Linked DNA regions of Homo sapiens: region 2 is linked to region 1. Evidence: read pairs that join two places in POLR2A ChIA-PET (ENCODE). Cell type or tissue: Panc1. All regions are shown on one strand. Links, peaks and the distances in the headings refer to the core of each region. The heading gives the core; the rest is flanking DNA. Region 1 overlaps ZBTB8B (zinc finger and BTB domain containing 8B). Region 2 has its middle 2.8 kb from the start of ZBTB8A.

Region 1 (5,379 bases), core at 223-5,222:
TCACATGTATAGAAACTGTTCCATTCAAGTTCTGTGAGTTACACTTACTGCTATAGTCATCCCTTGGTACCCACTGGGAATTGGTTCCAGGATACTCCTTGGATACCAAAATCCAAGGATGCTCAAGTCCCAAAGTCAGCCCTGCGGATCCTGTGAATACTGTATTTTCCATATGTGGTTGGTTGAATCCACGGAACCACGGATGCAGAAGTTATGGACACAGAGGGTCAACTATATTCCGAGATTTCTCCTTCATTTTTATTTTTTTATTTTTTTATTTTTTGAGATGGAGTCTCACTCTATAACCCAGGCTGGAGTGCAGTGACACGATCTTGGCTCACTGCAACCTCCACCTCCTGGGTGCAAGTGATTCTCCTGCCTCAGCCTTCGGAGTAGCTGGGATTACAGCCACCCACCACCATGCCCAGTTAATTTTTGTATTTTAGTAAAGGCGGGGTTTCACCATGTTGGCCAGGCAGGTCTCAACTCCTGACCTCAGGTGATCCGGCTGCCTCAGCCTCCCAAAGTGCTGGGATTACAGGCATGAGCCACCATGCCCGGCCCGAGATTTGTTCTCTCTATCCATGCCCTTCAATATTTATAGACTTTGGTCATATCATATCATATCATATCATATCACCTATGAAGGCACTAGTGACTCAAGCTTTCTAGGTACAGAAACCTGGTTCAAGTCCTGGCTCTAGCACTGATCAGCTGTGTGGCCCTGGACATCTCACTTAGCTTCTCTGTGCCTCACTTTCCTCATCTGTAAAACAGGTATGATAACAGTTCCCACCTCACAGGATTGTGGTAAGAATGAAATAAAGTAACACATAAAGCATAGCACGTGGCACATAGTAAGAACTTGCAAATGTCAGCCATGTTTGTCATCATCGTAATCTCTTCAGAATTTTTTTTACCAGGTAAGCAGTCCAGGCTCTTGTGGTCTCTGTCAACACTGGAGTAACTCTTTTCTCTGGGGCTGGCTTGGGATACCTAACTGGCTCTGTCTTTCCTGAGGTGCTATGAAAAGTATGGCACACTAAACTGAATGTGAAAGTCCAACATCCTTTATGTAAGGGTGGAAACTCTCTTTGGTATCAAGTTCCCATCCTAATAATGCCTAACATTTTGCATACTCTATAGTGACTCCGATATCTGTTTCCCAGGATAAAAGCAGCAGCTCAAAAGCTCATCACTGCTCACATATGTGAGATTATTAAATCTCTGACTGCTCACACTGGTACTGATACAAGTAAAATAGGAATTATTACTATTATTATTTTTTTTTCCTGAGATGGAGTCTCACTCTGTCACCCAGGCTGGAGTACAGTGGCACGATCTTGGCTCACTGCAACCTCCGCCTCCTGGGTTCAGGTGATTCTCCTGCCTCAGCTTCCAGAGCAGCTCGGATTACAGGTGCACACCACCATGCCTGGCTAATTTTTGTATTTTTAGTAGAGACAGGATTTCACCATGTTGGCCAGGATGATCTTGAACTCCTGACCTCAAGTGATCCACCCGCTTCAGCCTCCCAAAGTGCTGGGATTATAGGCGTGAGCCACCATGCCTGGCCTGTTTTTCGTTTTTGACACAGGGTCTCTGTCACCCAGGCAGGAGTGCAGTGGCATGATCATGGCTCACTGCAGCCTCTACCTCCCAGGCTCAGGTGATCCTCCCACCTCAGCTCCCCAAGTAGCTGGGACTACAGGCGTGTGCCACCATGTGCAGCTAATTTTTTTTTTTTTGAGACGGAGTTTTGCTTTTGTTGTGCAGGCTGGAGTACAATGGCACAGTCTCGGCTCACTGCAACCTCCGTCTCCCAGGTTCAAGTGAATCTCCTGTCTCAGCCTCCCAAGTAGCTGGGATTACAGGCGAGTACCACCATGCCTGGCTAATTTTATATTTTTAGTAGAGACCGAGGTTTCACCATGTTGGTCAGGCTGATCTCAAACTCCTGACCCCAGGTGATCCACCCACCTGGGCCTCCCACAGTGCTGGGATCACAGGTGTGAGCCACCATGCCCGGCCATGGGCAGCTAATTTAACAATTTTTTTTTTTTTTTTGTAGAGACAGAGTCTCACTATGTTGTCCAGGCTGGTATTGAACTCCTAGGCTTAAGGGATCCTCCATGCCTCATGGTCCCAAAGTGCCAGGATTACAGGTGTGAGCCACAGCACCCAGCCAGGAATGACGACCTGTTTCCTAGGATCAAAGTAGCAGCTCATAACTCATCACCCTGCTCACTCCTCTGGCACTGTGGAACTTCCTTGTTATTTATCTCCATCACCTTAGCTTTGTACCACACACTTCTTCCTGATTATCTACAAAAACATAAAATAAAATAGGCCCAGCATAAGTCCTTGGGAAAAATAACTGTTAACTGTTTCTCCATCAGAAAAGTATGGATTGTCTCAACACTTTCTTCCCCTTTCCTGATCTCACTCCAATACCACAGTTCACCTGAATCCTATTACATGACAGGCCATTGTAAGACACCTGTTTCCTCCCTCAAGAAGTTAAGTCTAGCAGGAAAGATATGTAAACATATTCATACAATATGATGCCCACATGCAAAGTTCAAAGTGATGAAGAAATATAAATAAAAAGTGATGATTTTCCCTAGGAGTTCAGAGAAGATTTCACAGAAGAGGTTAACTTTGAGCAAGGTTTTAAAAGATGAACAGGAGTTCACCAGGACTTCAAGACAGAGAAAGGTATCTTGGGCAGAGGAAGAACACGTACTTAGGCATAGAGGTAAATGAGAATATGAAGTATGAAGTGGGGGTTAGGAATGAGGGCAAGGAAGGGACAAGAACTAGATTGTGATGGTCACATTCATTCATTCATTCAGCAAATTTATACTGAGCACTCACTATGTGTCAGGCTCTGTTCTAGGGTCCTGGGGATACAACAGTGAACAGAATAGACCAAAGTCCCTGCCCCTCATGGAGCTAACATGCTGAGAAACTTGGACTTTACCTGTAAGCAGCTTGGATTTTTTTTTTTTTTTTTTGAGACAGAGTCTCGCTCTGTTGCCCAGGCTGGAGTGCAGTGGTGCGACCTCGGCTCACTGCAACCTCCAACTCCAGGGTTCAAGTGATTCTTCTGCCTCAGTCTCCCGAGTAGCTGGGACTACAGGCCTGAGCCACCACTCCCAGCCAGCTAGGATTTTAAGCAAGGAAGGTACGTGGTCAAACTTTCATGGCCAGATTTAAAAGATCCCTCTGGGCACAATTCAGGGAAAAGACTTAAGAGAGTCAATATTAAAGGCAGGAAGTCCAGGTGGGAGGGGACCATGAGTCTGGATGAGAGATGACAGGAGCTAAGGCAGTAGTTGTGGAGGTGGAGAGGAGACACACTGAGGAGGAGTGAAATTAACAGAAGGAAAAGCAGGTACATGAGGAAAGGGGAGTTCAGTTCGGATTTTACAGGGATTGAGGCTTGTGCAGAGCATCCAGGTGGGAATAAAAATTTAAAAGAAACTACCAAAAACCCCCCTATGACCAGGCATGGTGGCTCATGCTTATAATCCCAGCACTTTGAGAGGCTGAGGCAGGAGGACCACTTGAGCCCAGGAGGTCGAGGCTGCAGTGAGCTGTGATCGTGCCACTGCACTCCAGCCTGGGTGACAGCGTGAGACCCTGTCTCAAAACAAAACAAAACAAAACAAAACAAAACAAACCTGGCCAGGCACAGCAGCTCACACCTGTAATCCCAGCACTTTAGGAGGCTGAGGCGGGTGGATCACTTAAGGTCAGGAGTTTGAGACCAGCCTGATCAACATAGTGAAACCCTGTTGCTACGAAAAATACAAAAATTAGCTGGGCATGGTGATGCCCGCCGGTAATTCCAGCTACTTGGGAGGCTGAGGCAGGAAAATCACTTGAACCTGGGAGGCGGAGGTTGCAGTCAGCCGAGATGGCACCACCGTACTCCAGCCTGGGCAACAGAGTGAGACTCTGTCTAAAAAAAAAAAAAAAAAAAACCTCCCCTCTTTGCATTTAAGGTTTTCCATGATCTGATTCCAGTCAATTTTTCCCTGTCCCCTCTTCTTACCTTCAGATGGCACTTTCAGGATGCCTCCCTGATCTCCCAGTAGGAAGCCAGTTCTCCTTCTGGACTACCATGAACTCATACCTCTGAGTGTCTTTCAACCCTAGTACCTTTCTAGCATGTGACGTCATTTACATTTGTGTCTTTTGTTTTGTTTTGTTTTTTGAGACAGTCTCGCTTTGTTGCCCAGGCTGGAGTGCAGTGGTGTGATCTTGGCTCACTGCAACCTCCGCCTTCCGGGTTCAAGCAATTCTCCTGCCTCAGCCTCCCGAGTAGCTGGGATCACAGGCACTCGCCACCACGCCTGGCTAATTTGTTTCTGTATTTTTAGTAGAGACCGGGTTTCACCATGTTGGCCAGGCTGGTCTTGAACTCCTGACCTCAAGTGATCCACCTGCCTCGGCCTCCCAAAGTGCTGTGATTATAGGCATGAGCGACTGAGCCCGGCCCACATTTGTGTCTTATCTCCTATACAACACTATCAGTTCTTTGAGGGCTGCATCCATGTCTGACTTATCTTTATGCCTTCACACAAAAGGTACTCAAATATTTGAACAAATAAATGAATAACCAAACAAATCAATCCTACTCTGTGCCTTAGCACTTGGAAAAACTATACCCTGGAGCCGTATGAATGAAATAAAAACATGGTAGACAACAGGGCATGGCCAGGGGCCAGGGCAGCTGCCTTGCCACACCACAACACCTTATAGCAAGAACTCTGACTTTCCAGACCAATAAGGACAGGACCTGAATATATTATAAGTGGCACAGAGCCAAATGCCTATTTCCTGATACTTCTTGTGCTTACATGCAGAGGGGTTCAAAGAAAAAAATCATTGCACTGAAATCCGCTACCTACTTGTGTTGCTTTCACTGTTTGTTTAATGAATGAAAGAAGCCACTCCAGTTTTCTGGTTTTAGCTGGGCCACTTACTACTTACATTCTTACGAAACTCACTAAACCCTTCTAGGTAACAGTTTCTCCATATTTCCTCTGCCAAAGGCATGGGACACCATGAGAGACTTGTGGATGTGAAAGGGTGATCAGTCTGTGAAATGCCATTATACACACAGCAATGAGAATTTGAACAAGTTCCCACGGTGTGTTCATGGAAGCAGCCACTATCTTCCCAATGCTGGTGAAGCCAGTGTCTCAGAACCAGAAACAGCATTTTCAAGTGTTTCTTTTTTTTTTCTTTTTCCTTTTTTTTTTGAGACAAGGTCTCACTCTGTCATCGAGGCTGGAAGCACAATCACAGCTCACCGCAGCCTCGACCTCCCAGGCTCAGGTGATCCTCCCACCTCAGCCTCCTGAGTAG
Region 2 (5,379 bases), core at 153-5,152, 60 kb before region 1:
CCCTGCCCTTGCCCACACTCGCTGCACGCTCCAGAGACACCGGGGTGCCCAGATTCTCTAGCAGTTGACTGCGGATCATGATTTTAGTCAGGAGCTGAAATTTAAAATTGTACTTTACGTTGGGAAAGGCGCCTCCGGAGGGCAGAAGGGCTGGATTTCTAGGATCTGGGGATTTGGTTTAGGAAAGAGGGAGGGACTTAGGCGTGCCCACAATTACTGTATAAGTACATGTGACATTATTGTACTTAAGTTTAGCAACGTCAAATGCAAAAGATTTCCACAGAATTTTCCCTTGTACTGAAGCAGTTATTTTAGTTGAGGATAACCTTTTCTAAACCTGTACAGGTCAGAAGCATTTCATTTGAATAGGAAAACCCAGAGAGGCTGAGATAAGAGAACATAATTCTTAGTTAAGTCCAGAGAAATATAAAATTAGTAAAAATAGCAAGTTGCGTCTTTTCCAATGCAAGCATTCATCGTACACCAAGCTTCCTCTGACAAATTTACGTCTCTAATATTTAGAGTACAGATATCAGGTTATACATTTGCTAAAATAGTAAATCAATGGATTTTCACTGTTACTGTAGAAGCATTACTTCTATAAATTAGTTTTCTAGTTCCTTATGCTGGGGTCAGGTACTGAAAAGTACTGTGTTATAGTAAAACTGGAGGGAAAAGGTTCAAATTATCAAAACTTGCGTTTAGCTTTTAATGGATTCCTCTCCTGTTCAAAATCATTCATATTGGACAGTTTGTAACTTTGATTTCAGGAATAATTAGCTATGCATTTTGAGGATACAAGATATTCACAATTGTCTCAATGTCACTTCTGTGTCACTGCAGAGGTGCTTTGCTATTTAGTTGCATTTCCTCACCTTCTGAACAGGTAAGTAGAAACATATTTGAAAACCATTAGGTGTCTGGTGTGTTGGATGTACTCAGATTACTCTGCTAGCGCCCCCATTGAGAATTCCCCCAGAAAGACCTGGACATGGTTTTAGCCAAAGGTTTTATTTTAGCCTTAGTTAATTAAAACATGCAAAAGAGTTCCACAAACATATTCCTCAAGAGAGCACATCAGGTTGGTGATAAACTCTTTGTTGAGGCCGGGTGTGGTGGCTCACACCTATAATCTCAGCACTTTGGGAGGCCGAGGTGGGCGGATCACGAGGTCAGGAGGTTGAGACCAGCCTGGCCAACATGGTGAAACCCCATCTCTACTTAAAATACAAAAATTAGCTGGGCATGGTGGTGCGCGCCTGTAATCCCAGCTACTGGGGCAGCTGAACCAGGAGAATGGCTTGAACACAGGAGGTGGAGTTTGCAGTGAGCCAAGATCGTGCCACTGCACTCCAGCCTGGGTGACGGAGCAAGACTCCATTTCAAAAACAAAAACAAAAACAACAAACAAAAATAACCTCTTTGTTGCAAGGAAGAGGTAATGAGAGTTTTGTCCCTCACCTTCATTCTCCTAGCTTTGGGAGCACGTTTCTGTATGCTAGAGCTCCACCATTAACCAGTGCTAGTCTCTTAAACTCTGTCTCCCACCCCACCCAACCCCCATCCCTGTTTCCACCTATTCAGTTCAAATCTTGAGGAAGATAATCCATTCCTTTTTTTTTTTTTTTTTTTTTTTTTTTTTGGAGACGGAGTCTTGCTCTGTCACCCAGGCTGGAGTGCAATGATGCAATCTCGGCTCACTGCAACCTCCGCCTCCCAGGTTCAAGCAATTCTCTGCCTCAGCCTCCAGAGTAGCTGGGATTACAGGTGCCCGCCACCACGCCTGGCTAATTTTTGTATTTTTAGTAGGGACAGGGTTTCACCAGGTTGCCAGGCTGGTCTTGAACTCCTGACTTCGTGATCCAGCCTCATTGGCCTCCCAAAGTGCTGGGATTACAGGCATGAGCTACCGCACCTGGTCCCATTCCAATTTTAACAGTGCCTGCTAAGGGTAAAGTTTTTGCTCTAGGCTCTTGGAATGCAGTGGTGAGCAAAAAATTCACCAAGTCCCTGCTTTTATGGGATTTGCAGTCTAGTGGGGGAGACAGATGGTAATCAAATAAATGTATAATTTGAAAATTGGATAAGTCTGAAGGAAAGGTATGTCGTGTGATGAGAATATTGATGAAGTGGGGACCCGTCTCATGAGGGAGAGGGTTTGTGTAAGGAGGACTTCCTTGAGGAGGTTATCTTGACTGGAAATCTGGAGTAGGAATTAACAGGCAAGCGTGTGAGTGGTCAGGAGCATTCCAGATAGAAGGAGCAAAATGGTGCTTGGTAGATGGGAATATAGCCTGAAAGGCTGATGAGACTGGAGTGCAACGTGAGGGAGAGAGACAAGAGATAAGATGGGAGAGGGAGGCAGGGGTCAGACCATCAGGGCCTTGTCGGGCCAGGTTAAGAACTTTGGGAGCCATTAATGTGTTTTAAGCTGCATGGGGTGTGTGTGCTATGATGAGGTAAGCATTTTGAAAAGATGACTGTGGAAGATAAATTAGAGGGAAGGAAGAGTGGATCACAGTGGCCCAGCTAAGAGATGGTAGAATCTTGAACTAGAGTGGAGGTAGATAGAAGTGGGGAGATCAAGTGAGGTGGAGAGTTAAATATTAGAGATAATAGTTTGACTCTGAGAAATGAGGGAGAAGGAGGAGTCAAAGACAACTCCCAGCCTTTTGGAACTGGACAGATGGTGGTTCTGTTCACTGAGAGAGAGAGGACTAGAAGGGCAGGATTTTTAAAATTTTTAAATTAAAAAAAAATTCCTACTTGAACCCAGGAGGTGGAGGTTGCAGAGAGCTGAGATCATGCCACTGTACTCCGGCCTGGGCAACAGAGTGAGACTCCGTCTGAAAAAAAAAAAAAAAAGAAAAGAAAAAAGAAATTTCATCATCAAAGTCATATAGGTGGGATGGGAATTAAAACCATGGATATGCATAGAGAGAGAATATAAAATGAGAAGCAAAGAAGGCTTAGGACCAAACATTGAGCTACTTCCTCATCTAGTGGGTGGTTAGAGGAAGCTGAAATTGCAAATGAGTGTGAGAAGACTGGAGAGGAAGGAAGAGACCTGGGATAATGTGATGGCATAAAAACTAAAAGAAGAGTCCAGACACAGCGGCTCATACCTGTAATGCCAGCACTTTGGGAGGCTGAGGCAGGAGGTTGGCTTAAGGCCAGGAGTTCCAGACTAGCCTGGGCAACATAATGAGACCCGATCTCTACAAAAAAAATAAAATAAATTAGCTGGGCTTGGTTGTTTGTGCCTGTAGGCTTAGCTACTTAGGAGGCTGAGGTGGGAAGATCGCTTGAGTCCAAGAGCTTTAGGCTGCAGTGAGCCATGATGGCATCACTACTACTCCAGCCTGGGTGACAGAGCGAGAACCCAGCTATAAAAATAAGGAAAAAAGGAAGAATTGGGCAGTAGTGCTAAATATTGCTAAGAGAACAAATCTAAAAGAAAATGTCCATTACATTTAACAAGTTGGAGATCATTGACTTTAGAGAACATGATTAGGCTTAAAAGATGGGGTGGATTTCCAGATTAGAGGAATAAGTGGAGGATGAAGGAATAGAGATGATGAGAACAGACAATTCCTCTCAGAAACTGGTTTATAAAGGGGATGTTCCAGTTATTTTTACTGTGTAATAAACCAAACCAAACTTACTTAGTAGTAGAAAACTGAAGCTATTTTATTATGCTCCTGGATTCTGTGGGTCAGGTCACAGCAGGGGTGGCTTGTTTTTTTTTTTCCTGTTGTCTGGAGCCTTAGCTGGGAAGACTTAAATGACTGGGGGTAACTTGAACTACTGGGAACTGGAATCATCTGCAGGTTTCTTCGCTTAAAGGTTTGGCACCTGGGCTGGGATCACTTGAAGGTTGGCTCAGCTGAGATTTGTCATCTAGAGCACCTACCCATGACCTCTCTGTGGGGCTGGGGCTTCCTGCATCATGGCAGCTGGGTTCTGACAGAGTGTGTCCAAGACAGGTAGGAGGGAGCTGCATGACTTTTTCTGCCTATCTATGGAAGTTGTCCCAGCCTACTAAGATTCAAGCAGAAGGGGGACATAGTTGCTATCTCTAATGGAAAGAATGTCACAGAATTTGGGGTCATGTTTTAGAATTATTACAGGCAAAGAGAGATGGTGGTAGCTAGAAGGGGATATGTGTAAAAGAATTTTTGTTTGTTTGTTTGAGATAGCTGTCGCTCAGGCTGGAGTGCAATGGCATGAACACGGCTCACCGCAGCCTTGACCTCCTAGGCTCAAGCAATCTTCTTGCCTCAGCCTCCCAAGTAGCTGGGACTACAGGTGCACACCACAATGCCTAATTTTTTAATTTTATGTAGAGATGGGGATCTCCCTATGTTGCCCAGGCTTGTCCCAAACTCCTGGGCTCAAACGATCCTCCCACCCCAGCCTCCTGAAGTGCTGGGATTACAGGTGTGAGCCACCAAGCCGGGCCAGTAATTTATTATACAGCAATAGATCACTTATACAGATTGTGGTACCTAGAAGTGTTGCCATAACAGAAACCTGAAAATGTGACTTTAGAACTAGACAGTGGGTGGAAGGGCTTTGAGGTGTTAGTGAAAGCTTGAAGAATCTTCTAAAAAAATAGACAACTTATACCGGGTGCAGTGGCTCATGCCTGTAATCCCAGCACTTTGGGAGGCCAAGGTGGGTGGATCACTCGAGGTCAGGAGTTCCAGACCGGCCTGGCCAACATGGTGAAACCCCATCTCTACCAAAAATACAAAAATTAGCCGGGCATGGTGGCAGATGCCTGTAATCCCAGGTACTTGGGAGGCTGAGGCCGGAGAATCACTTGAACCCAGGAGGCAGAGGTTGCAGGGAGCTGAGATTGCGCCATTGCACTCCAGCCTTGGTGACAGAGTGAGACTCCGTTTAAAAAAAAAAAAGACAACTTCTAATGGTCTTTGAGGAAGATGCAAGTGAGGGCTTACAGAAAAATCTACAAATCTTATGGAAATCTGAAGCAAAGGGAGTCCTTGATAGGTATTGGTTGGGAGTCGGGGGGAAGCAACACAGTTGTCTGCAATAAGGTGAAAAGTAGAAAATATTTGAACTTGGTGATCTAGCTAAGGAAGTTGAACTTGGTGATCTAGCTATAAAGCTTCCCCCCAGAGTGTTGAAGGAAACAGGTGGTTTCTCCTTGCTGCTTGTAGTAAAATGTGAGAGGAGAGAGATAAGCTAAAGGAAGGACTGTTAGACAAAAGGAAGCCAAAGTTTTCTGGCTTGGAAAATTCCCAGGCTCTTAAGGTGGCAAATGATGATATGATTAAGAAATGACTTCTGAGCAAAGTTTAAATTTAGAGTAATGTCAGCAAAACAAGTCTAAAGATGAACTCAAGAATGTGG

The links. ChIA-PET counts read pairs that join two places held together with the same protein. Peaks named below come from ENCODE experiments on the same cell type or tissue, not always from the same donor. Only the 100,000 strongest peaks of a DNase experiment are listed, where the experiment ranks them.
Region 2: POLR2A ChIA-PET joins it to region 1 with 6 read pairs; 4 of 35 experiments call an interaction of 5 or more read pairs at or near these places.

The regions. Positions count from the first base shown.
Region 1 is chr1:32,474,427-32,479,805 of GRCh38, reverse strand. All of the region lies in intron 2 of ZBTB8B (zinc finger and BTB domain containing 8B), which reads right to left. Among named protein-coding and RNA genes, the nearest start is that of ZBTB8B, 12 kb to the right of the region's middle. In Panc1, for the core only: no CTCF peak of the experiment used is centred there; no DNase peak of the experiment used is centred there.
Region 2 is chr1:32,533,952-32,539,330 of GRCh38, reverse strand. No RefSeq gene overlaps it. Among named protein-coding and RNA genes, the nearest start is that of ZBTB8A, 2.8 kb to the left of the region's middle. In Panc1, for the core only: no CTCF peak of the experiment used is centred there; no DNase peak of the experiment used is centred there; H3K4me3 peaks cover 308 bases; H3K27ac peaks cover 595 bases.